6 separate regions of the Mus musculus genome follow, and regions 1, 2, 3, 4 and 6 are each linked to region 5. Evidence: chromatin loops called from intact Hi-C (ENCODE). Cell type or tissue: heart. All regions are shown on one strand.

Evidence for each region. Hi-C counts contacts between places; a loop is a spot of excess contacts. Peaks named below come from ENCODE experiments on the same cell type or tissue, not always from the same donor. Only the 100,000 strongest peaks of a DNase experiment are listed, where the experiment ranks them.
Region 1: it touches region 5 in a loop (2.9-fold over the local background); 6 of 42 quality-filtered maps call a loop at or near these places.
Region 2: a loop joins it to region 5, with 2.7 times the contacts of the local background. A loop is called at or near these places in 2 of 42 quality-filtered maps.
Region 3: a loop joins it to region 5, with 3 times the contacts of the local background. A loop is called at or near these places in 5 of 42 quality-filtered maps.
Region 4: a loop joins it to region 5, with 2.3 times the contacts of the local background. A loop is called at or near these places in 3 of 42 quality-filtered maps.
Region 6: a loop joins it to region 5, with 11 times the contacts of the local background. A loop is called at or near these places in 6 of 42 quality-filtered maps.

What each region holds. Positions count from the first base shown.
Region 1 is chr3:117,037,227-117,041,226 of GRCm38, forward strand. No RefSeq gene overlaps it. Among named protein-coding and RNA genes, the nearest start is that of 1700061I17Rik, 39 kb to the right of the region's middle. In heart, no CTCF peak of the experiment used is centred here; a DNase peak (open chromatin) is centred at 1,545.
Region 2 is chr3:116,805,811-116,809,810 of GRCm38, forward strand. Agl (amylo-1,6-glucosidase, 4-alpha-glucanotransferase) reads right to left here and starts at 2,356. Exons shown (of 34, transcript NM_001081326.1): 1 at 2,218-2,356; 2 at 1,458-1,607. The coding sequence starts at 1,539. In heart, no CTCF peak of the experiment used is centred here; DNase peaks (open chromatin) are centred at 2,381 and 2,831; H3K4me3 peaks cover 3,201 bases; H3K27ac peaks cover 2,810 bases.
Region 3 is chr3:117,118,514-117,122,513 of GRCm38, forward strand. No RefSeq gene overlaps it. Among named protein-coding and RNA genes, the nearest start is that of 1700061I17Rik, 43 kb to the left of the region's middle. In heart, a CTCF peak has its summit at 2,070 (motif pointing right); no DNase peak of the experiment used is centred here.
Region 4 is chr3:117,105,898-117,109,897 of GRCm38, forward strand. No RefSeq gene overlaps it. Among named protein-coding and RNA genes, the nearest start is that of 1700061I17Rik, 30 kb to the left of the region's middle. In heart, no CTCF peak of the experiment used is centred here; no DNase peak of the experiment used is centred here.
Region 5 is chr3:116,964,378-116,968,377 of GRCm38, forward strand. The region is part of intron 1 of Palmd (palmdelphin); the gene reads right to left. Gm52613 (a long non-coding RNA gene) reads left to right here and starts at 2,645. Exons shown (of 2, transcript XR_003954544.1): 1 at 2,645-2,895; 2 at 3,349-3,639. 4930455H04Rik (RIKEN cDNA 4930455H04 gene) reads left to right here and starts at 3,890. Exons shown (of 3, transcript NR_040596.1): 1 at 3,890-4,000. In heart, a CTCF peak has its summit at 2,080; DNase peaks (open chromatin) are centred at 234, 2,034 and 2,654; H3K4me3 peaks cover 764 bases; H3K27ac peaks cover 581 bases.
Region 6 is chr3:117,018,120-117,022,119 of GRCm38, forward strand. No RefSeq gene overlaps it. Among named protein-coding and RNA genes, the nearest start is that of Palmd, 51 kb to the left of the region's middle. In heart, no CTCF peak of the experiment used is centred here; a DNase peak (open chromatin) is centred at 2,392.

The DNA.
Region 1 (4,000 bases), 73 kb after region 5:
TTAGGGAAGGCTGAAAGAAGCTGAGGAGAAGGGTGATACTGTAGGAGGACCAGCAGTCTCAATTAATTTGGACTCCTGAGATCTCTCAAACACTGGACCACCAAACAGACAGCATACACCAGCTGATATGAGGCCCTCAAGATACATACTGTAGAGGACTTCCGGGTCTGTGTTCATTCAGAGATGATGCACCTAACCCTCAAGAGACTGGAGGCCCCAGGGAATTTAGATGTCGGGTGTGGTGGGGGGGTCAGGGCATCCACATGGAGATGGGGTGCGGGGTGAGGGGAGGAGGTTGTGGGATGTGGATCAGTTGGAGGGTGGATGGGGGGGACAGGGAATGGAATATGGAGTGTAAAAAATAAATTAAAAATAAAATAAAAAAAAAAGGAATTTGTGCAGAGTAATTCTCTCATTCTCTCTGTTATCTGGGAGCCACTGTCCATGACTCCTGCTTAATCCTCAGCACCACATATGAAATTGGTGGCTAAGAATCCTGTCCCATGTTTATATTAAGGATAACTTAGTATCAAGGTATCCTGTGGTTATGTCTTGGTCAAGAGTTTAGCTATGCTTTCTTTAATCTCAAGACCACTGAATTTCCTGCAGGCCATTAAACTGTTAACTTGCATATGGTAGCTTTTCTTAACTTATTTTTAAGACCTGTGCCAGTCATATAATGAACTTTTCCTGTTTTCCACCTTCTCTATTGTATAGGAATGGAGCTCACTGCCTATACTTGTTCCTGTGTTGGGAAGTTTCTCTATTCACAGTGCTGCTGGTTCTGCTTCACAGAGGTGCTCAGTTTGTAAACACTGCTCTCTCTCTCTCTCTCTCTCTCTCTCTCTCTCTCTCTCTCTCTCTCTCTCTCTCTCTCTCTCTGTGTATGTGAGAGAGCGAGAGAGACAGAGACAGAGAGACAGAGACAGAGAGACAGAGAGACAGAGAGAGAAAGGAGACAACTTTTGTGGATTTGGTTCTCTTCCCATATACTATGGACCAATAGAATGGTTCAAACAAAGGTTTAAGGTGATAGTTGTGGGATGCTCTATGAGATAAAATTCTTGGATGTTATTATTATCTCAGGAAATGTGAAACTTATCGAGTTATTTTGCAATGAAGAATAACAGTTCTGTCCCGAGAGAAGCTCTGCTCTTGGGATGAGGACTGAGCAAGAGGCAGATACTTGCCACATTATTGTAAAGTGGGAACAGAGTGCCCAGAGGGATATCTGGGAGGTGGAGGCTCTCTGGTTCCTGCCAGCAAGAACCTTATGACATCCTATCAGCTAGACTGGAGAGCAGGAAGACAAACATGAGCAAGGAGAACCTGTCCTCCCAAAAGAAGCTGGGCTCCTCTGTTCCTTCATCTTTGGAGGAAGCATTTTCTAGCAGACACTCACTATTATTCTTGTTTTGTTAGCCAAGTCATTGTCTAAGGTCTGGAGTGTGTTGTTTCACTTGTGTATTAAATTACGAACTAAGGTGTGGCTCTTTGACCTTCAGAACCTAACATTGCTCATGAGTAGCACTGTTATTGTAGACCAGTCCACTGCCAAGACAAACATCCTCTCTTCGTGACTCTGGCTTTAGAGGGCTTTAAGTCTCACCTCCCAAGGCATTTTGACTAGAAGAGAACTACTTCCCTTTACCAGGGTCTACAGGGGGAGTGCAGGCACAGTGTTTTTCTCCAGCAAGTTGTGTGCTAGGTAGACATCACTGCATCTCCTGCTTATTTTGTTTCCTAATGCTCTCAAAACAAAGGCTCTGACTGTCAATGCAAAGCTTCAGGTATGGCTCTGTGGGTAATGCTCTGCACCTTTAGAAAACATGACCACTTATTCCTGTAAAGAGCCCTTAATCAAACATTTAAGTAAATTAAATATTTGGCAAATGATGTCATGTACTACATTCTCTTGACCTTACTTAAAGACTTGGAAAGAGCATAATGCAATTAATTTTGTTCTAAATGCTTATCTATTGCCGTGGAACACCTCTTACCACATCTTTAAAGTCTTTTGCCTTTCACTGGAGTTATCAACACTTTAGGTATATTGTTTATTGGATTGTAAATTCTTAGTAAGGTACTTATCTTGTTTATCTCCTTGTTCAACTTTAACCTGGTTTAACCATATGTAGGAAGACAGGTCTTTAATAATGTCTGTAGGATTAATTTGTCACCAAAAAGAAAAAGAAGATGGTGTGTGGGGGTCTATGTCTGTAATCCCAGTGCTTGGGAAGTGGAGGCAGGAAGAGCAAGAGTTAGAAGCAATCCTGGGCTGCATGAGATCTTGTGTCAAAAAGGGGAGTGGAGTGGAAAGATGACTCAACAGTTAAGAGCACTGGCTGCTTTTCCTGAAGACCTAGATTTGGTCCCAGGTCCCACATGTCAGCTTCCAATTGCCTGTAATTCTAGTTCCAGGGCATGTAATGTTTTCTTCTAGACTTCATGGACACTGCATGTATGTGATACACAGGCATACATGCAAACAACACACACACACAAATAGAGAGATCATACATGAAAGGGAAACTCCCTCTAACCATTTTATCTCCTCATGTCCTGTGATGTTAACATATATACAGAAAGAAAGGATGCATGAGAACTAATTTTAATAATATTTATTTGTAACTTATGTGCTCAAATACTTTCCCTCCTATGATTCATTTTCAAGGCTAAGATAAATAGTGGATACTTTAATATTGGCTCTTTTATGGACATAGTTGAATTGGAAGCCTTTTTCCTGTGTAATGCTTACATTTTCTCTCTCTCTCTCTCTCTCTCTCTCTCTCTCTCTCTCTTTCTCTCTCTCTCTCTCTCTCTCTCTCTCTCTCTCTTTCTCTTTCTCTCCCTCTCTCTGTTTTGTAAATTTTCCATATAGGATTCTATTAGTTAGAATCTAGGCAGGAAAGCAGATCTAGAATAAGTGTTATAGTAATTATAGAGGATAAATATTTAAAAACTAAGGGAAGAGTTGGGTGTACAACTGTTACAAAAGGAAGGACATTAGGAACCAACAGAGTCACTTACTTTTCCCTTTAGAGTATTTGCACAGGTAAAGTCAGAGTTTGTGGGTAAAATCCGAAAAACTGTGCATGTTTCATCACTCAAGTGGAATTATAACAGAAACTCAAGTAAATATGTACAGAAATCTGCTGTATTCATATAGCTATGGTGTCTTGTGGAATGACAGACCAAAATTTTTAAGTAAGCAGGATCCACATTGATCAGCAGTGAGGAAGATGGACTGGGGACAGTGAAAGACAGATAAGAGAAGCTGGAACCTGGTGGTCAGTTTGCATTCTGTCCTTACAATATCTCAGGACAATGAGATCCATAGAATAATGCTCCCACCTACTAAGTCTTATAAAAAGTTTCTGCTTCTGCAAACATTAACCTAGAATCATATGGAGATCTTTCTGAAAATCTTTACTTCTATGTTATTGATGTTAATAATAGAATGATTTGGCATCATAATACTGTAATAATTCTGCCTATTGACCCAGTCTACTGAAATCATTTTTGGAATGTAGGAAGGAGCTCAGAAAATAGTTATTTCACACACTGGGTTATTTGGTATTTCATTGGCAATTCAGCCATGTTTTTTATGTTTATTCCCCAAGATCTGTAAGTAGTTTGGGGACTGTCTCTCATCATCTTGGTATTTGAACGCTTGGTCCCAGTTGGTGGCACTGTTTGGGGAGGTTTGGGTGGTGCAGCCCTGCTGGAGGAAGTATCACTGGGGGTGGGCTTTGTGACTAAAAGCCTCACATCATTTCTATGTTCTTCCTCTGCTTTGTGTTTTCACTAAAGGATGAAAGCTTCCTGCCACATGTCTCTTGCTCAGAGCCCTGCTTCCCACCGGGATGGACTCTTCACTCTTCTGGAACTAGAAGCCCCAATAAAAATTCTTTATTCAAACGGCCAGGCGTGGTGACACACGCCTTTAATCCCAGCACTTGGGAGGCAGAGGCAGGCAGATTTCTGAGTTTGAGGCCAG
Region 2 (4,000 bases), 160 kb before region 5:
AAACAAATAAAAAGTCTGCCTCCCAATCCTTGTCATTATACTTGACTTAAAAGCTTCCAAGAAAAAAGTGACACTTGAGGCCATTATTTCAGAGTCCTCAGCATTGAGGCTAGAGCCCAGCCATGGGAATGCATGGTTTCTATGGTAGATGAACAGAGCAAGAAGGGAACCAGGCACACGCTGGCAATGACCTGAAATGAGGAAGACAGAGAGCCTGAGGAGAGATGCCAGAGTGAGAGGAATACTGAAGACAGAAGAGAAGGACAAACCAACCCCAGGGAAGGGCAGAGTCAGGAGAGCCAAGCTGGAGCCAGAGCTCAGTGACCCAAAACCCCGAGCAAACCTGGAAGACAAGGGCCGTTCAGCATCAAGGCCACACAGTAGATGGCTTTCCAAAAATCTCACTTTTAAAAAGTATTAAAGAAAAAAAATTCTTCAAGATGTTTATCAATGTTCACTGAATTCATCCAGGAGACTGATTTTTGTCTTGATGCATAAAAAAACTTCCTCCTTGTATTTTACAAGTTATATTTATAAATTATCAGTGGACTGTTTTCAGTATTGAATGTAAAGCGTCAGTTAGCGTGTCTGATAGTCCTGCAAATTGATCTTTGATCTTACCTTTAGTTACATTTTTCTGTCATGCTGGGGCTTGAACCCAAGACTTTGCTTGTATTAGGCAAGTCCTATACCACTTAGCTATATCCCTAGCTCAATGTAGTTCTTTAAGTGATGGCTCCAACATGTTTCAACATCACCGAAGAGGTTTTTCCACTTTTTATTTGGCTTCATCTTCTACTTGCTTGAGAGGCTCCTGATAGGGTTAGCAAGCTCACTACGCCTTTTGCTGTACTCTACTCTCCCAGCGCTGAAGCTCAATAGAGGAAAAGAGTTTGCTCTGAAAAGCCACCCTACAGATATATGCAAAGCTACATTATATATGATTTCACGAGTTATAACAATAAATGCTATTACTAATAACATGCTCAATCTTTTAACTGCACACGCACTCTCTACCACTTCTTTTTCTCCCTAAGGTAGGGACTGAACCCAGGCTAGGCACAAGTTCTACCCACGAGGGACTTCCTATAACCTGTAGTGTCTGCCTCCGGTGGTCGTCTGCAGCAAGATGAGCTGAGCTATCTTTGTGCTAACGTGACAGGTCTATTCTTAATCAACATTCATTCCTCACCACCAATGTACCTACCATTTTGGCACAAATCAAGATCTATGAAATTTCAGCTAACTTAAAGTTATTTGAGTGCGCGAGTGTGTGTGTGTGTGTGTGTGTGTGTGTGTCTGTTCATGCAGAGGACTGAATCTACAGCCTCATTTATGCTAAGCATGCATTCTACCTGCCAACACCCAGTCCCTAATTTTAAGTTAAAAAAAAATCTAATAGAACGCCAATGCATTAAAAGACATAAAAAGAGCTAATCAAACAACTTGCAACGGACCTTGTTCAAGTCTGAAGAGGGTCTTCTCTAGCTTCTCCATCTCGTTCAGTAGTAAAATTCGAATCTGCTTACTGTGTTCCATTTTGGCTTCTGGAGGATTCGAACTCTTTCCGTAGAACTAAAAGGACTCCAAAGTGGAATGAGTTACCCCTATAAAACAAAGTGGAATTATTTAAAAAAAAAAAAAAAAGGAGAAGAAGAAGAAAAAAAAAAAGAAAGAAAGAAAGAAAAGAAAAGAAAATATGACCTAAAACTCTCTGGAGTTGACAGCGGCACTTACATGTCCTAGATAGGTTTAAAGCCAAGAAGAGCAATGAGAAAGAGCAAAATCTTGTCAGTAAAGCCCAACAAGGGAGAAGTTTCTTCTCTCTTGGAGCAGAATAAGAAAGCCTGAAGCAAAGATGTAGAGTCTTACACTCAGTTCAAAACAGAGCAGACCAACAAAACCCCTAAAGCATTCTCAGAGAAAAGCAATGCATCCGCGAAAACCCTGGAGTTCAGTGGCATAAATTCCGTTCCTGAGCCAGGGGGCCCTGAAAACTCCAAATGGCACTGTAGCCTCCAGCAGATCAGGCTGCTGAACAGGTGGAAGAGCGCCCAGTTCCCAAATTCGGGTCTGAAGCCACCAATAGGGAGGTGATTGGAGAGGTTAGCAGTTGCTGTCCCGGGAATAGCTGCGGCGGCGGTGGCATGCGATGTACAGAGCGGCTATAGATAGAAGGAATGCGCGTCCGGAGACGGACGCATTCCAGGCACTTACGAGCGGGATAGACGTGCGGCGTCGGGAGCGGGAGCCGGAGCCGGGTACAGCGGGAACGCCGGACGCAGCGGCGGCCCGGGGAGGGCAGGGCGGCCGTGAAGGGCACGGGGAGGGGCGCCGGGACCCGGGCCAGGGGACAGTGACAGGCCAGGGCCGCCGAGACTCCGCCCCCCGCGGCCGGAGGACGTGCCGACTCCGCTGGGCCCCGGACTAGCCTGGGGGGCGTGGCCCTGCCTCCCCGCCCACTTCCGGGAGCCATCGCCCCCGCTAGCACAGACCACTGATCTCGCGAGAGGTGGGCACGGCTTGTGGGTTTGAGGGGGTCTGGGCTTTGGGAACTGTCATTGCCCTGATGTGCGATCGCTCTGCCTCTCTAGGAAAAGTGAGTTCAAGAGCGAAGAAGAGCTGGGATAATGTTTAGTTAGGGACGTTCTTTCTGGGAAGAAAATGCAAAGTTGGGAAAACCAAGTTTCTTAAAATTCCCTGCTTGGCTTCATTAACCTTGTGACACACTGGTCGCTGGGAAGAGGGGACCTCAGCTAAGGAACTGCCTCCATCAGATTGGCCTGTGGGCTTGTGCATGGGAGCATTTTCTTGTTTTATGGTTGCTATATGGGAGGAAAATAGGCATGGCCACCCCTGGGCAGATGGGCCTTAGTTCCATAGGTAAACAGGCGGCCCAGCCCGGGAGGAGCAAGCCAGCAAGCTGCACTTCTCTATGGTCTCTGCTTGAGGTCCTGCCTCTGGGTCTTTCTCGTTGAGTTCCTGCTTTAACTTCCTCCAATAGAGCACTGTGACCAGGAAGTGTAAGCCAAACACTTTCTTTCCCCAACTTGCTTTTGGTTCAGGGTTTTGTCACAGCAAACATGCATTTTTATTTTTTATTTATTTTTATTATTATTATTTGGTTACCGTTGATTTAAAGACAAGGAAACAGACTCCCTCAAAGGTTAAGTAACATGCTTAAAGCCGCTTCATGAACAACGGAGTGTATGTGATTTCAAGTACATTCCCGATGATTTTGGTTCACTAAACCCTTCATCTAAGGTTGGCATTATTTTCCGTGGCTTGATATCAATAAGGACTTGGTAAAATGGAAGAATGAGTGTGCATTCTAGCTTATAAAGACGTTCTGGTTTTTCTGTGACAGTCATCTCAAGATTTCTCCTTCAGGTCTGATGTTCCCTTAGGCGTCTCTTCTGCTGTGTTCCTAGGAAGTGTGGAGGCCAGAGTGCGCCCTCTGTGAACTGGCTACAAACTCCTGCTTGACCATGAAATCCCCCAGTTGAAGGCTGCCTGCTAGACTAATGAACCCAGCAGGTCTTCGTTTGGGGAGGGTTGAAGAATGGGAGCCGGTGACTCAGATACCACACTCTATCGCTGTATGTTGGGTTTCTCTGATTTTCTTTTTTAAATGTAGATTACCCAAAGCGTTCTGATCCATAACTTCTCCATCTGAAATGTGGAGCATGGGTGCACGCTCTGACACTTTATCTGGTACAGATTCATCACACTATCCTCTGGCCAGCTCATTTTGCTGCTCCCCAGTGGATAGCTGTTCTCCAGGGCTGCAAAACTAGCCTTTCCCATTGTCCTGCCTCCAGCACAACTCACATGGTATGTCTAATGTCTCAAGTAGATAGCGGTGATTTATCCTTCTGAAAGTGCTTAAATTTTTCACGTGTTGTTAATTCTACTCAACTTTGGAGGTTTCATTTTGTGAAATAAGGAGAATAGTAAGTCACGGACATCTGCTTTGGTAAGAGACTCCTCGTAGAGTGCT
Region 3 (4,000 bases), 150 kb after region 5:
AGCTTGTCATAGTACAACCATGGCTAGTTGAAACATTCACAACCATCACTATAGAAACTCAAAGACCAATCCTGTCTCTTCCGAGAGACTCTACGCATCCCAGACGCTGGTAATTGAAACTTCCCGCTCGTCAGTTTCGTTGTCATCTTGTGTTAAACTTTCCTCCTCGTCAGGTAGACAGAAGGGGGAGGGGGTGTTAGAGTGGGCACTGAATGATGGGCTTCTGATCATATGAACTCTGAATCTCTTCCTCCTGCCAGACCACTGCCGAGTAAGGGGCAGACACAGGACTGTGCAGTCACACATGTGCACCTGCGTGGATAAGGTGTGGGAGGCACCCAGGGCAGTCACACATGTGCACCTGCATGTATAAGGTGTGGGAGGTACCCAAGGCAGTCACACATGTGCACCTGCATGTATAAGGTGTGGGAGGCACCCAGGGCAGTCACACATGTGCACCTGCATGTATAAGGTGTGGGAGGCACCCAGGGCAGTCACACATGTGCACCTGCATGTATAAGGTGTGGGAGGCACCCAGGGCAGTCACACATGTGCACCTGCATGTATAAGGTGTGGGAGGCACCCAGGGCAGTCACACATGTGCACCTGCATGTATAAGGTGTGGGAGGCACCCAGGGCAGTCACACATGTGCACCTGCATGTATAAGGTGTGGGAGGCACCCAGGGCAGTCACACATGTGCACCTGCATGTATAAGGTGTGGGAGGCACCCAGGTATTGAACAAGTGTCAGAGTGCAGTGTGGTTAATAGCTTTTGGGACTAGATGAAACCTGACAGCTTCACAGTTCTGTTTGACCTTGAATGCTGTTCAGCTTCTCAGGCCTAGTGACAGACTCTACCTTCTTAGCATGTTCACAAGGACTGATGAGTTAGATCATTTGTCGGTTATGTAGTACTAGGGGGAGGGCTGAATCTACACTTTATAGCATCCTTGTGCAAGTTAGTGAAACAACACAACAGATTTGGTGGTTTTGGAGTTGCTTGTTTTGGAAATACGGTCTCACTCTGCAGCCCAGGGTTGGTCTTGAAAAGGCAGTCATCCTGATTGAAGTAATAAATGTAGTGCTGGGAAGTTGAGCAGGCATTAAACACATGTCTTGTTGTTCTAAGAATCTCGATAAGTGTTATGGCTATGCTCTCAAACAAGAGATTCAAGGTGCATGAACTGTATAGCTCTGGCAGGTCGGCCAGCTTCAAGGCTCCCAAACCCTCAGAGGGCAGAGAGGTCAGAGTACAATGTAGAGCTTCCAACTGCCGACCTTTGCCCATTCTACATCAGATGTTGCCTCACTTTGCCATAGAGATGAAACACGCTTCTGTCTTGCTCTTACCTCCCATACAGGGAAAACCAGGCTTCATACACCCTGGGGCATGAAGACTAGCAGAAGAAACCGGATGTCAGCAAGGCATTGGCAAAGGATCTATTATCATTGTTACACATGCGAAGGTGTTTCATTTTTCATAAGGTTGTGGTTGTAAGCCTTCGCAAGCAAATGACTAAGGAACGAATCTCTACTGGCTCCTTCCTGACTCTTCTGAATGTCTTCCCTGTGACCTCAGACAGCGGTCGTGAACTTGGAGGTCATCACCCCCTGGGGGGGGGTTGCATATCAGATATCCTGCTTGCTAGCATTAGGAAGGTTGAAAATCCGCTGCCTTGGAGCCTGCGTCTCCTTCTCAGCTCTTCTGTCCTGACTAAGTCCAGCATCTCCTCATCAACAGCAGAGAATGTGCATGACGCTCCCTCTACTCCCTGCATTCAGGGTTGCCCTGCCTCCAGCAGCCTTTCCACACCATGGCTGTCTGGCTTTGAATTTGTCTTTTGTTAGCACAATTTGGTCACTGAGTTAATTTTTATTCAAATCTCAGTGGCCCTAACACATCACACTGGTGTAATAGGGAATATACTGACAAGGCTGGAGATTTTTAAGTCACGTACACCGAATCCACACACATTGCAGCCCTCTCTTCAAGGGAATGCAGGATTCCAATGAGTCTGAGAATAACTGCAGAGGAAAAGCCTGAACTTCTCAAAAGAAACCAGATGGTGGCAGCATAGAATGCACAAGGAAGGCCAGGACCAACGGCAGCTTCCAAACATGAAACTACTAATTAGTGATGAGAACACCATCAGGAAAACCGGTTAAGAACATGCAGTTTAGTTCCAGAAATACCTGCTTTTGGCCTTGTTTCCATCCTCACTGGCGGCATGAACTTGGGCAAGCCGATTAATTTCTTTAAGCCTCATTTCCTCATCTACACAATGAGGATGACCATAATTACAGGAGTGTTTTGGGATTATGGGAGAAAATGTCTGTGATATGCTTAGTCTATGCCTAGGAAACAAGCAGTTCAGGGACAGGCAGGCAGACAGACAGATAGAGATATATATGATGAGTAGTTTTATGTCAATTTGACACAAGCTAACGTCATCTGAGAGGAGGCAACCTCAATTAAGAAAATGTCTCCATAAAATCAGGCTATAGGCAAGCCAGTAGGGCGTTTTCTTAATGAATTATTGATGGCAGAGGGTGCAGCCCATTATGAGTGGGGTGATTCATGGCCAGGTGTTCCTGGATTCTACAAGAAAGCAAGCCAGTAAGCCGCACTCCTTCACAACCTCTGCATCAGCTCCAGCCTCCAGCTTCCTGCCCCATTTTCCTGTCTTGGCATCCTTTGATGATGAACAGTGGTGTGGAAGTATAATCCCTCTCCGACTTGATTTTTGTCATGGTGTTTCATCACAGCATTAGTAGTCCTTTCCAAGACAGACAGATAGACAGACAGACAGACAGGTTTTTATTTTTACTTGAAACATTGTCTCCCCCGAACCTGGTGCTTTCTAACTGAGTTAGATTGACCGACCAGAAAATCTATTTCCACTTATCCACTGTTGTAATTACAAGCATATCCTGCTGCACTTGGCTTTTAAAGATTGTATTTTAAATTTTATTTTTAGTGTGTGTGTGTGTGTGTGTGTGTGTGTGTGTGTGTGTGTGCGCGCGTGTGCGTGCGCACATGCAGGCTTTCTGGCTTTCTGTGTATGGGCCTATGAGTGCTGATATCTACAGGGGCCAAAAGGTGGCACCAGATCCCTTGGAACTAGGGTTAGGGATGATTATTGCAAGCCACTTGATATGGGCGCTGGGAACCTAACTTGGGCCGTCTGCCAAAGCAGTAGGTGCTCCTAACTGCTGAATCGTTTCTGTCCCACCACTTCGTGACTTTTTGCAGTGTTCATGCTGAGGGTCAAAGTCACATCTTCATGATTGTGCAGTAAGCACTTTATTGACTGAGCCATTTACCCAGCCCTGAGCATTGCATTTTTCAGGAATAGTTGCTTAAACATTCCCTAAACTGAGCATGGATACCTAGGGCAAAGGAGGCTCATTGTCTAGAGAACTTAGAAATACTTCTAAATGCTAACTGAATTCAGTCTTCACTTCTCAATCACCATGCGCTGGCAATGCTAAACATTAAAAGTGATAAAATATTTTTCCTTATAGTAACTTGGTTCCTTTAAAAACTTGAGGATTTCATTATCAGCCAAGCATTTTAGATGGATGCTTCTGGCTCTTTGCATTGAATCCCTCCTTCCAGGCTGATTGCACAGATTGCTCAATGGAGGTACATTATACACTCCTGCCTTCCATGACTTATCTTTTTTTTTTTTTTTTTTTTTAACCACACAGTTCCTATGACCTCAAATACCTTATAACCTTCTTTTCCAATTACCTACATCTTACTTTTCTTTTCAGGGACCAGTGTTTAAAAAAAAAGCTCCATTTTCTGGGGAGCTTTCACCATCTGCTGATTTCACAGAGAGATCTCCCTTGTGAATGTAGCTATTTTGGCCTCTGGCATCTGCTGTCTTGAGTGAAGCATATTGCCTCTTTTTCCCTATATGAAGGAGGAGCTCATTCACAGAGTTGGGGTTTATTTCCATAATCTAGAGAAGCTTTAGGTTTCAGTATCATCT
Region 4 (4,000 bases), 140 kb after region 5:
ACACACACACACACACACACACACACACACACACACACACACGAGGATTTCACTTTCTGGGATTTCAGGCTGGGTCACATAGCCCAACAGTGCCAATTTTGGTGGGATCACATAGATTCAACTTGATCTCTGGAGAATTTAGAAATTGCTAACCACGGTGGAAAATTGCCCACAACTCCCCAGGAAAGATGTGAAACACCACGGCACAGGTAAATTTTTTTCATTTGACAAAACCCTAAATCACCATCCTTTGTATGGGTAAGCCATGAGCTAATGAATCCACAGCAGGGGGGAGGGGAACATGGAAACAGCATGGATCTCATTAAGGGAATGGGGGGAGAGGAGCTGGGGGGTGGGAGGAGAGAGGGGCTGATATTGGGATGTAAAGTGAATAAATAAATTAATGAATAAAAGGTTCTTTTGAGTGCCCATCTTCCCTGCCTGGGTTTGAATTCTGCGAAACTTCTATTTTATACCGTACTTGGGGGTAAAACAACTTCTAATGACTTCTTTGTGCTTTTCTTATGAGTTACTCTAGCCAACTCTGTTCTCCAGGAATACAAATTTACAATAGATATCAAAAGCAGAGATGGGCTTATAGGATGCCCCTCAATCCCAACTTCACACACAATTAGTACACTTTTAAGCTATGGTTTTGTAATTATTAATAGCCACAAGGTAATGTGTGACGAGTTGATAATGTGGAAGGTTGGCATGAGGATAGTGTTGATGACTGTCCTTTAAAAGGAAGGACTTGGTGTTTTAAAGACATAGTGAGTGAGTCCTTTGACTTCTGAGGTCTCTCTTCCTCCCTCCCTCCCTTCCTTTCCCCTCCCTTCCTTCCCCTTCCTTCCTTCCTTCCTTCCTTCCTTCCTTCCTTCCTTCCTTCCTTCCTTCCTTCCTTCCCTCCCTCCCTCCCTCCTTCCTTCCCTCCCTTCCTTTCCTTCCTTCTTCCCTTCCTCTTTTCCTTTCCTCCCCTCCCCCTCCCCTACCTTCTCCTCCCCTTTCCTCTTCCTTCCTCCCTCCCTCTCTTCCTTCCTTCCTTCCTTCCTTCCTTCCTTCCTTCCTTCCTTCCTTCCTTCCTCCTTCTTCCTCCCTCCCTCTCCCTTCCCTCTCTCCCTCCCTTCCTTCCTTATTTGGTGAGTACCTTACTATGCAACTTAAAGGCATAACCCTTCTATTGATATGATTTCTAGATGTTAACAAGACATCTAGACACAATGATTAACAAATGATCCACTAAGGGATGCATTCAAAGTCTATAAGGAGTTACATAATCAAAACATTTTATTTTATTATTATTACTAATGGGTTCAGGTTTCTTTTAATCTAACCTGAAATGCTGTTAAAGATTTTTTCCCAGAACATCTACTTTAATTTTGGTGGATCCTTAGTTTCTTGGTCCCTGGGGCTATGTATAGGACTCTGAGGGCCTTAACGGTCAGTCACATTTAGACAATGTGGTGTTGATGTTGCTATTTGGCATGGGTCAAGATGGTTAACGCTGGATATCCAGGTGGTTCTGGGAGTCAGCACAAAATGGGTGACACCAGATGCCTGGGGAACTCAAGAGTAGGCAATGATGTAATTTGCTGTGCAATGATCTCCAGCAGAATGCCACCTTTGTATGGGTTTAACTATGGTCAGAGGTCTCATCCTTGCCAGCCTGCCTGTGTGTGCCTGCCTATAGACAGATGTGCCTACCTCTGAGAGTCCTGTATGCTGATGTGCATGTGTGTCTCTTACTACTTGCCTGTGGCCTGTATGTGCTGATGTGTGCCTGAATACCTGCCAGTATCTGCCAGACGATTGGCCTGTATGTTAGCGAATAAAGTATGTGTTATCAGCCCCAGTTTCTTCAGCCTCCAGTCTTCCTGTGACTTCCTCTTGCTGGCTTCAGTTTGGACCTCACACTTCAGCTGCCCTAAGGGGATGGCAGAGCAAGAGCAGCGTTTGAACTGCATGTTCTTGCAGAAAAGAATGAATAAACTTTTGGATCTATCTTTTAGAAGTGACTTCATTTACAGCTGCCTTCACTGTCTTTGTTGCTGTTGTGAGGAAAACACCAGAGGGATTTGGCTGTTGTACATGTGGGGTGCAAAGCCCCAGAGAAAGCAAAAATTGGACTTTGTAATCTCGAGGCTTTTAGGCAGGAGGGGGATTATGAAGCAGCTGGCAAGAATCAAATATTCATTAGTTTAGTTTGTAGCAGCACTCAAATGTTTAGATGCTTTCTCATCTAGGGGAGGTCAGACTTTGCCCCAGAGACACGCTAATTGTGCAGAGCGTATTGGGCTGGGAGCACTGGCGTGAGTTGTCTGCAAATTGGTCATTTCCGAGATGTTTTTCATTCTCATGTAAAATACATAGTAGACTGCAAGCTACCCTATCCAACGTATAGGGGAAAGTGGAGGTAATATTTTCAGAAATGAAAATGCATACATATCCTTGAGTATGACTTTTAAAAAGAAAACAGTGCTCTCAAACAACATATACCTCTGCATCTGAGAACAGTCATTTTTAGCTCAGTGTGCTAATCTTCCAGGCCATTTTATATCTTGCCCTGACATGGCACCTCAGGCTCTTCTTAATTCTCACAACTCATTCATTGTTGTTTGGCAAGATATAATAGTATATCGTGTTTACTTCAAGTAAAGCATCGAAAGTCGCAAGGTAGGTCATGGCAGAGTTTACATGCAGTGCTAATTCCCCTGTCCATAAACGCACAGTTCCAAACTTGAATGCATATGAAAATTCTATAGGAGGCTTGTTGAAAATGCGCATATCCCGGTGAGACACCTGGAAGTCCTGGCTCACTGTGCCAGCTGCAAGGGTGGGGAATACACTTTAAACAGCTCCCTGGCCATCCTGAATGACCTGTGGCAAGAGAAGAGCGACATCACAGGGATAAGGAGGAATTTTCTGACAGCACAAAGAGTGGTTGCTTGTGCATCCCCCCAAACATTTTTCATGATTGCAAGAACAATATTCTTTATGGCATCAAATAAAACACAGTTGATTCACATATGAAGAAAATGGTGTTTTTCTTCCTGCAGTCTGCTCGATTCCACTGTTGGAAGAGGGGACCAGCTCACTCTTCTGTTGTAGGAGGTTTAGATTGATGTCTAACTTTACTGTCAACATTCCAAGGGGCGGCATTTGTTTTCAATGTTCATGCCGAATTAGGAAAAAATGTGAAAGTAATCAGAGCAAATTAAAGCCTCTGCCCCGAAGCCCTGAAGTGTTTCTTTTAGTGGAAAATCCACTGATAACCCTCCCAGGCCACGGATAAAAATGCTGGGCCCACCCTTTTCCGGGTCTTGTTTAGTTTTATTGACTGCGATCAAGCTTTGCAACGGGAAATAAGAACATTTTAACTTCTCTAAAGGCCTATGCTCCTTCCAAGAAATATCGAAGCAAATCAAAGGCAGGATGGGGGCAGGGAGAGGGGGAAGAGGTGAGAGGGAAGAAGGGAGAGGAGGAGAGGGGAGAGAGAGGAGAGAGGAGCAGAGAGAGAAGAGGAGAGAGGAGAGAAAGAAGAGAGAGGAGAGGGAAGAGGGAAGAGGGGAGAGAGGAGCTTGGGCTCCTTAGCCTCTGTTTCTGGATGACAGCCATTCTACAGCCTTAGATGCACTATGCTGTTGAAATTGGAAGCCAGCACCACTCTGTGTATCAAGAGAAACTGAGCTTTTGGCTTGAACATACACCATCTCTTATTTAACCTCAGATTTTCCTGGTTCTAATGGGAATGGCTTTCCTTTCTGCTGTGAGCACTAGATTTACAGTGCTAGAATAAAACTCCATGTTGTATGGGGGCTCCCATGCTGTGCCAGGGAAAGAACAAAACCAGCTAATGAGGTAGGTTTTACTTATGTCAATAAATAGTTGCCATGAAGATGAGTTTCCTGTACCCTAGCAAAGATGACATATTAGGAAATTTCCTTTGCCATCTTCCAAAGTAAATGATTCTGTTTAATTTTCTCATCAGGAAAATGAAGGC
Region 5 (4,000 bases):
TAATATGCTTTATTTTTAAGTTGGGAAAGTTAAAATTTTCTTCTGGTTTATGCAAGAGCTTCTGGCCTCCTAAATTCCTGTATTTACAAGTCAAGAAAATATTCACTGGGAGTGGAAAGAAATAGGGAGTGGATCCAGGGAAATGTGAGAGAGTCTTATTGTTTTGCGTCATGGGCAGCTTTGGCCCACGGATCTGGCTCCGTTGCTCAGACTGCCGTGTCAGGACTTTGGGTGGCCCCTTGCCAAAGGGAGGGAGGCATTGGCAGGTGCTCTAGCTTCAGATTCCTACTGGGGTCTAACTTTTGACAGAACCTACCTCCTGCAGGCCTGCACCCAGGTGTTACCCTCTTTGGGAATCCCCCGCCCCGACCACTCCTCTCGCAACTGCCGTTTCCATCCTCACTCCCAATGTCCCAGAGTTTCCTTATAAACCTTTCCGCTTAAATGCATAAGACACAAAGGACAATCACAAGTTGAGGAAAAGTGTGAGCAAGCGGGTTGATAGGCACATCCGTAACTATCTAAAGCTAAGCCTTTCAGTGAGAAGCAACACACCAGCCAACCCACCGCCCCTCTTCTCCTAACCGGGTCCGTTCTCTGCAAATTGACGCTAGTTCTCAGACCTCATCACAACATTTCCCAGAAATGCCCTGCATTCACAAGTCTATAATCTCCAGATGTAGGAGCATTTCCACTGGAGTACTTCCATATTAAGTGCTGTATTTTCTAACATTCCCAGAGTAATGAAGATACGGCAACGTGTTTCCTGTGGAAGGGGAGGGGATCTTTCTGTTCTCTGGGACCCCACTCAGGACTCGGATTTTGTTCTTCACCACGGACTGTGCTTACTTCCAAAGAGTAGCTCTGTGGCGATCAGTGCCAGTGTGACCTGCGTTTCTCCACACCCCCCTCAAAATAATGGAGAATTTGGTATCACCATTTCCAGTAACACTAAATATCAATTTCATGCTGGGTGTGTTGGCGCCTTTAACCGCAGCACTTTGGAGGCAGAAGCAGGCAGATCTCTATGAGTTCAAGGTCAGCCTAGTCTACATGCTGAGTGCCAAGCCATCCATCCAGGGCTACATAGTGGGTAAACATTGATTTCAACAGCCCTTTGTCTGTATAAAAATTAGTTATTTGCTAAATGCATACTAGCTTGAAAATAGCCTCAAGAGACTCTTGAGGTTCCAAGTATAATATTTAGTCAATGCAAGGTTGCTCTGTTTTCGATTACAGCTGGGAATGGAACTCATTGACTAACGAGTACTTTGGTCATCAACTCAGGAAATGAGGAGTGGCTTTAGGGGTGGAGCAATGAAGGCAGAATGTGAAGGTAATTAATTAAAAGAGTCAATTTGGAGCATCCAGACTTTAATGTCCTCCTCAAAATAATCCTTTCTGAGTCCTTTCATAATTTGGCCCTCATTGTCTTTAAACCATTGAAAAAATTTGTGAATGATCTTAAAATAAAATTTACTGGTATGGGAAATGAATGGCGTCACCACAGGGTTACAGTAGTTTTATCGTAATGCTACTTGGTTCAGCCAAATTATATGAAGATGAATTTTTTTCAATTATTTGTAGTTAAAAGAACACCTTTTTAGTTACTTGAGACCCTGTGGAGTAAGAACAATATTTACAGCTTATTTCATTTTACTGCCAAAAGTTAGAGAATCATAATTTAATAATAATAAAAAAATCAAACAGCTCTTGCAGTGTTAATGTTTGTTGTTCTTGTCCTTTTACAGTGAAGTCTCTGTGTTGTTGAGTCTTGGTGTCTTAGGGAATTAACATCTTTGCCGTCATGGACATATATAAAAATTATTTCAGTGTAGGAGAGCAGTTAAAAGATTATCTCTGAGTTTTTGTAATTTTAATGCCTTTCAAAAAATGAGATAACTCTTGAAAGTTCCCTGGGTACGGTGTGTTTTCTTTTCCTAGGAAGAAAGAATAGCAGGGGTGGCTTCCTGGGCAAGGCCAGGGCGGAGTAAGCTGGCATTTCCCAGGGTGTGCAGGAGGAGAGTGGTTGTATTGTTTCCATGGACACGGAGGAACTACTCCATTTCCCCTCTAGGTGGTGACAAATGTGACTGAGCCCTGTGAGGTGCAGGCTTATGGAAATTCGTTCCTATAAACTTTTGCCAGTTTTTACCCTACAGGCTTTAAGCAAGAATTTTACTTTCAAGCTAAGTTTTGTGACTGTACCTCCAAGACTTAATTAACTCTAAAGGGATATGTTTGGGCTCGTGGGATAATTTTTAAAAGTTTATTAATTTTAACAGTGAAAGTATCTCTATATTCAGGAACCTGCCTACCTACTCAATTCCTTTTAAGGCATTTTGATCTTCTATATCTAATTGCACCTGAAGCCTCAGTGAAAATTCCTTGGCTTTCTGAATAACTCTCAGCCGCCATCTACTTGGACCATGCCCTAGTTCACTAAATGCTCTAAGCTGCAAACCACACTTAGCAAGACCTTAAAATAAGATGTTCCCCAGTTCAGTAGCAGAGACACAGAAGAAGGTGTCTGTGTGCATCACCGAGTCAACTGTTTCATTTGGTTATCCGGGAGGTAAAGCCGTGGGGAGAAATGGAACCTAGTTGTGAGCGACTCACACGGCCCAGTGAAGTAACCTTTAGCCAACAGCTGTAATGTGAAAGGGCCATGCCAAGAACAACAGAGCACAGTGGAGTTCCTGTCCCTTCTAGGAGGACAGCTGAAGCTGTGGCCGGATTTAACAACAAAACAAAACAAACAAAAATCCAGGCCAAGGTTTTTAAGATGAAAGGAAAAAATACAGTAATTAGAATTCAGAAATTAAAAAGTACTCTCTATAGAAAGGTGCCCAGGCTGCTTAGTGGACTCTTGGCTCCTTTTCACTGGTGAAGAAAGTAGGTTTTTATTTATCCTTTCTGGGTAGGAGGGAAAAAACCCCCGCTATATTCCCTTAGTGTGTGTGTGTGTGTGTGTGTGTGTGTGTGTGTGTGTGTATGCACAACAAAACCTAAATTAGGATTTGCTTAATTAATTGTGAGAATTTGAGGAGCAAAGAGTTGGATAACCTCCTATCTACCTTGATTTAGTGTCAGTTTTTCAGAAAGTAGTTACTTCTTTTTTGACGGTTAATTTCAGTGTCAGAAAATGTGACGCACAGGGGTGTGGATTTGCCAAGTTGCTTTTCCTTGCAAAAATGCTATCAAAAGTTACAGCTAATAACGATAGATGACCAGGTCAGGGACTTCCAGGTTATCGTCACATACAGCAGTTTGGAAGCAAATGAGAAAAAGAATGGTATCATTTAAGAAAAGTGACTCATTTCTTGCTTTGATTTTTTTTTTCCCCAGAACAAACATCAAGTGTACTACTTTTCTTCCCGGAATTAGGGAAATATTTTCCAAGTCCATCTTGTGCATGGCTCCTGTATTGAGACCTTATTCGGACTATGTCTGTCCTTCTGTACTGGAAAACTGATCTGCGAGAATTACTCTGATGCGTGCCTTCGCTACTTTTCTTCTGTTTTAATACTTCGCATATATATATATGCATACATACATACACCAAGCTTTGCTTTAATTCAGTTAGGTTTGTCTGGAATATACTTTGACACATGAATAAAAATGTTTCCGATTTTCTTCCTTTTGATCTACCTCTTTAAAAAAAAACTTTTGGGGGTTCTATTCATTGCTTTGAAAAGTTTTCCAGTTAGGCATCTATAAGAACATTTGTCCGATAGAAGGAATTTGAAGAAAAAACCCTAAACTTCAGATATCCACAGAAGGTGAGGAGAGTTTACAAACTATTTATAAAAACAAGCAAACAAGCAAACAACCCTTGATTATCGTTTAGAATGCAAACACCATCTGTAAATTCCAGAACCATTTCCCTGGATCTCAGGTTCTGAAGCCCCAGTGTCATGGAGGGTCACAAGGGTTAAGAGAAGCAGACCAGAGTCCACGAAGGCTTAGTTCTGTTTCTCTACTTGGAAGGCCTGGGAGA
Region 6 (4,000 bases), 54 kb after region 5:
TCAATGAACTGGTATAGAAAATAAGAATGTAAAGATCTCCCATGCTCATGGATTGGCAGGATCAACATTGTAAAAATGGCTATCTTGCCAAAAGCAATCTACAGATTCAATGCAATCCCCATCAAAATTCCAACTCAGTTCTTCAACGAATTAGAAGGAGCAATTTGCAAATTCATCTGGAATAACAAAAAACCTAGGATAGCAAAAACTCTTCTCAAGGATAAAAGAACCTCTGGTGGAATCACCATGCCTGACCTAAAGCTTTACTACAGAGCAATTGTGGTAAAAACTGCATGGTACTGGTATAGAGACAGACAAGTAGACCAATGGAATAGAATTGAAGACCCAGAAATGAACCCACACACCTATGGTCACTTGATCTTCGACAAGAGAGCAAAAACCATCCAGTGGAAAAAAGACAGCATTTTCAACAAATGGTGCTGGCACAACTGGTTGTTATCATGTAGAAGAATGAGAATCGATCCATACTTATCTCCTTGTACTAAGGTCAAATCTAAATGGATCAAAGAACTTCACATAAAACCAGAGACACTGAAACGTATAGAGGAGAAAGTGGGGAAAAGCCTTGAAGATATGGGCACAGGGGAAAAATTCCTGAACAGAACAGCAATGGCTTGTGCTGTAAGATCGAGAATTGACAAATGGGACCTAATGAAACTCCAAAGTTTCTGCAAGGCAAAAGACACCGTCAATAAGACAAAAAGACCACCAACAGATTGGGAAAGGATCTTTACCTATCCTAAATCAGATAGGGGACTAATATCCAACATATATAAAGAACTCAAGAAGGTGGACTTCAGAAAATCAAATAACCCCATTAAAAAATGGGGCTCAGAACTGAACAAAGAATTCTCACCTGAGGAATACCGAATGGCAGAGAAGCACCTGAAAAAATGTTCAACATCCTTAATCATCAGGGAAATGCAAATCAAAACAACCCTGAGATTCCACCTCACACCAGTCAGAATGGCTAAGATCAAAAATTCAGGTGACAGCAGATGCTGGCGAGGATGTGGAGAAAGAGGAACACTCCTCCATTGTTGGTGGGATTGCAGGCTTGTACAACCACTCTGGAAATCAGTCTGGCGGTTCCTCAGAAAACTGGATATAGTACTACCGGAGGATCCAGCAATACCTCTCCTGGGCATATATCCAGAAGATGCCCCAACTGGTAAGAAGGACACATGCTCCACTATGTTCATAGCAGCCTTATTTATAATAGCCAGAAGCTGGAAGGAACCCAGATGCCCCTCAACAGAGGAATGGATACAGAAAATGTGGTACATCTACACAATGGAGTACTACTCAGCTATTTAAAAGAATGAATTTATGAAATTCCTAGCCAAATGGATGGACCTGGAGGGCATCATCCTGAGTGAGGTAACACATTCACAAAGGAACTCACACTATATGTACTCACTGATAAGTGGATATTAGCCCAAAACCTAGGATATCCAAGATATAAGATACAATTTCCTAAACACATGAAACTCAAGAAAAATGAAGACTGAAGTGTGGACACTATACCCCTCCTTAGAAGTGGGAACAAAACACCCTTGGAAGGAGTTACAGAGACAAAGTTTGGAGCTGAGATGAAAGGATGGACCATGTAGAGACTGCCTTATCCAGGGATCCACCCCATAATCAGCATCCAAACGCTGACACCATTGCACACACTAGCAAGATTTTATCGAAAGAACCCAGATGTAGCTGTCTCTTGTGAGACTATGCCGGGGCCTAGCAAACACAGAAGTGGATGCCCACAGTCAGCTAATGGATGGATCACAGGGCTCCCAATGGAGGAGCTAGAGAAAGTACCCAAGGAGCTAAAGGGATCTGCAACCCTATAGGTGGATCAACATTATGAACTAACCAGTACCCCGCAGCTCTTGACTCTAGCTGCATATGTATCAAAGGATGGCCTAGTCGGCCATCACTGGAAAGAGAGGCCCATTGGACACACAAACTTTATATGCCCCAGAACAGGGGAACACCAGGGCCAAAAAGGGGGAGTGGGCGGGTAGGGGAGTGGGGGTGGGTGGGTATGGGGGACTTTTGGTATAGCATTGGAAATGTAAATGAGCTAAATACCTAATAAAATTGGAAAGAAAAAAAAAAGAAAATAAGAATGTTATACTTATGCTGTTCATGAGGTCCTAAGTTAATTATGGCAGTATTAAAATATATTTTTGGTGCCTTTTATATATTTTCAGGAGTCTTAGTAAGGAATTGGTTTAATTTAATCTCATATTCTTCAAATGTCCCTTGACTGAGCTCCTGATGGTATTTACTTCCTGTAGGGCTAATTATAAAGCAATTAGCTTCTAATGAGGTTTTGCTTCCTGACTCTGTTTACCTGCACAGCCTCCACATCCGCCCATTGATGCCAAATATGCGGAAGGAAGCATCTCTTGCTTTCTTCCTTTGATTTTTATATGAGTGCTAAAGTCCTGGTAGAACAGTTAAGGAGATTCCTTAACAGCAAACAGAGTCATGTGTTCTTCTCTTTCAGTTTTGATGGTTTGCAATAAACTTATTTCCGCTACTGATCTAAGCAATCAGAAAATGGAACCTCTGGCTCTACGAACTCTCCCGTCCGTCCTGATGCTTAAGTTGGAGTAGAAAACTTTTTATTGTTTTTGGAGGTAGGTCTTGTTCTGTAGCTCAGTCTAGCCTAAAACTCACTATGTAGCCCAGGCTGGTCTTCAACTCATGGCAATTCTCCTGTTTCAACCTCCTGAGAGCTGGAAGCGTTATTCTGAGCATTTCTCAGCACAGAACTGGAGAACAACCTTAAATCACTATCCAGCTAAACAACAATGGGAACATCACTGCTACTGCCAGGACACCTTTATAGTTCTAATCAGACTGTCATGAAAAGAAGAGTGTTAATATAAGCTGAACACCTACTGTGTGTCAAACATTTTATAAGACTTTTAACTTCATATTTCATTTTATTTAATGTTCAGTGCAAGACTAGAGCGGGATATATATATATATATATATATATATATATATATATTTTTTTTTTTTTTGCAGTGTAAATAATTAGAAATTGGCGAGTTAAAGCTTTGGGAATTTAAATAACATGTTCAATGTCACATATCTACTAAATTGAAGGCCTTAGATTTGAAATACTTCATGTAAAAATCTGTATACTTGCCACTATAGCACAAATTTCATGCATATTTTTATGCCCTTTAAAGTCTTATTCCTTGATTTATGGGACTAGCCTTGTCACCTTACTGTGTTTCCTAAGTCAAATTTGTGAGTGAATTAGTAATTTCAGATCATCATAGAAAGAAAATCCATGGCTTTATAGTGGTTGACTCAGATATTTTTTTCTTATGGAACCCAGGATAACTTATAAGGCTATCTGTGATTTCTCTTTAGTAGCATAATCATAAGGAGAAAATATACCTTTTAAGTATTTCCATCCACAGTTACTCTATTCTACTCTGAGGTTTAAGGTGAAGGAAAAAGAATATACGTCATTATCTAGTATATGTAATTGATATATAACTTTGCAATGTATAATACAAAATATATCTACATAGATTCAAAGGCTGAGATTAACATGGCTAAATGCCATTTGCATCTGTAGGTGAAGGGGCTCACAGAACAAGGTTCAAGAATGCGTTGTTTTTTTTTTTTTTGCATTTTCTCATTTGAAAAATAAAAATAAAATTATGTAGTCACACCCTCACTCCATTCCCAACTCCAATCTGAGAACAGTGGTTCATTCCATCCATATTTTCAAGCTGTGTTCTTCTGAAAGGCCTCGGGTGGGGTGGGAGGGTATCCTCAAGTGGAAACAATTTTGTCTGTAAGGGAATTCAGCTTTAAAATTGAAGCGAGGCATTTGTTCCCTCTGATGCCATGGCAACCAGAGGGAAAGCACAAAGTCCAACAATGCTATGAAATGTGTCTCAAGAGTGGGTATGAAGGAGGCAACCTTGGACTTCTGTTTCTTCGCATT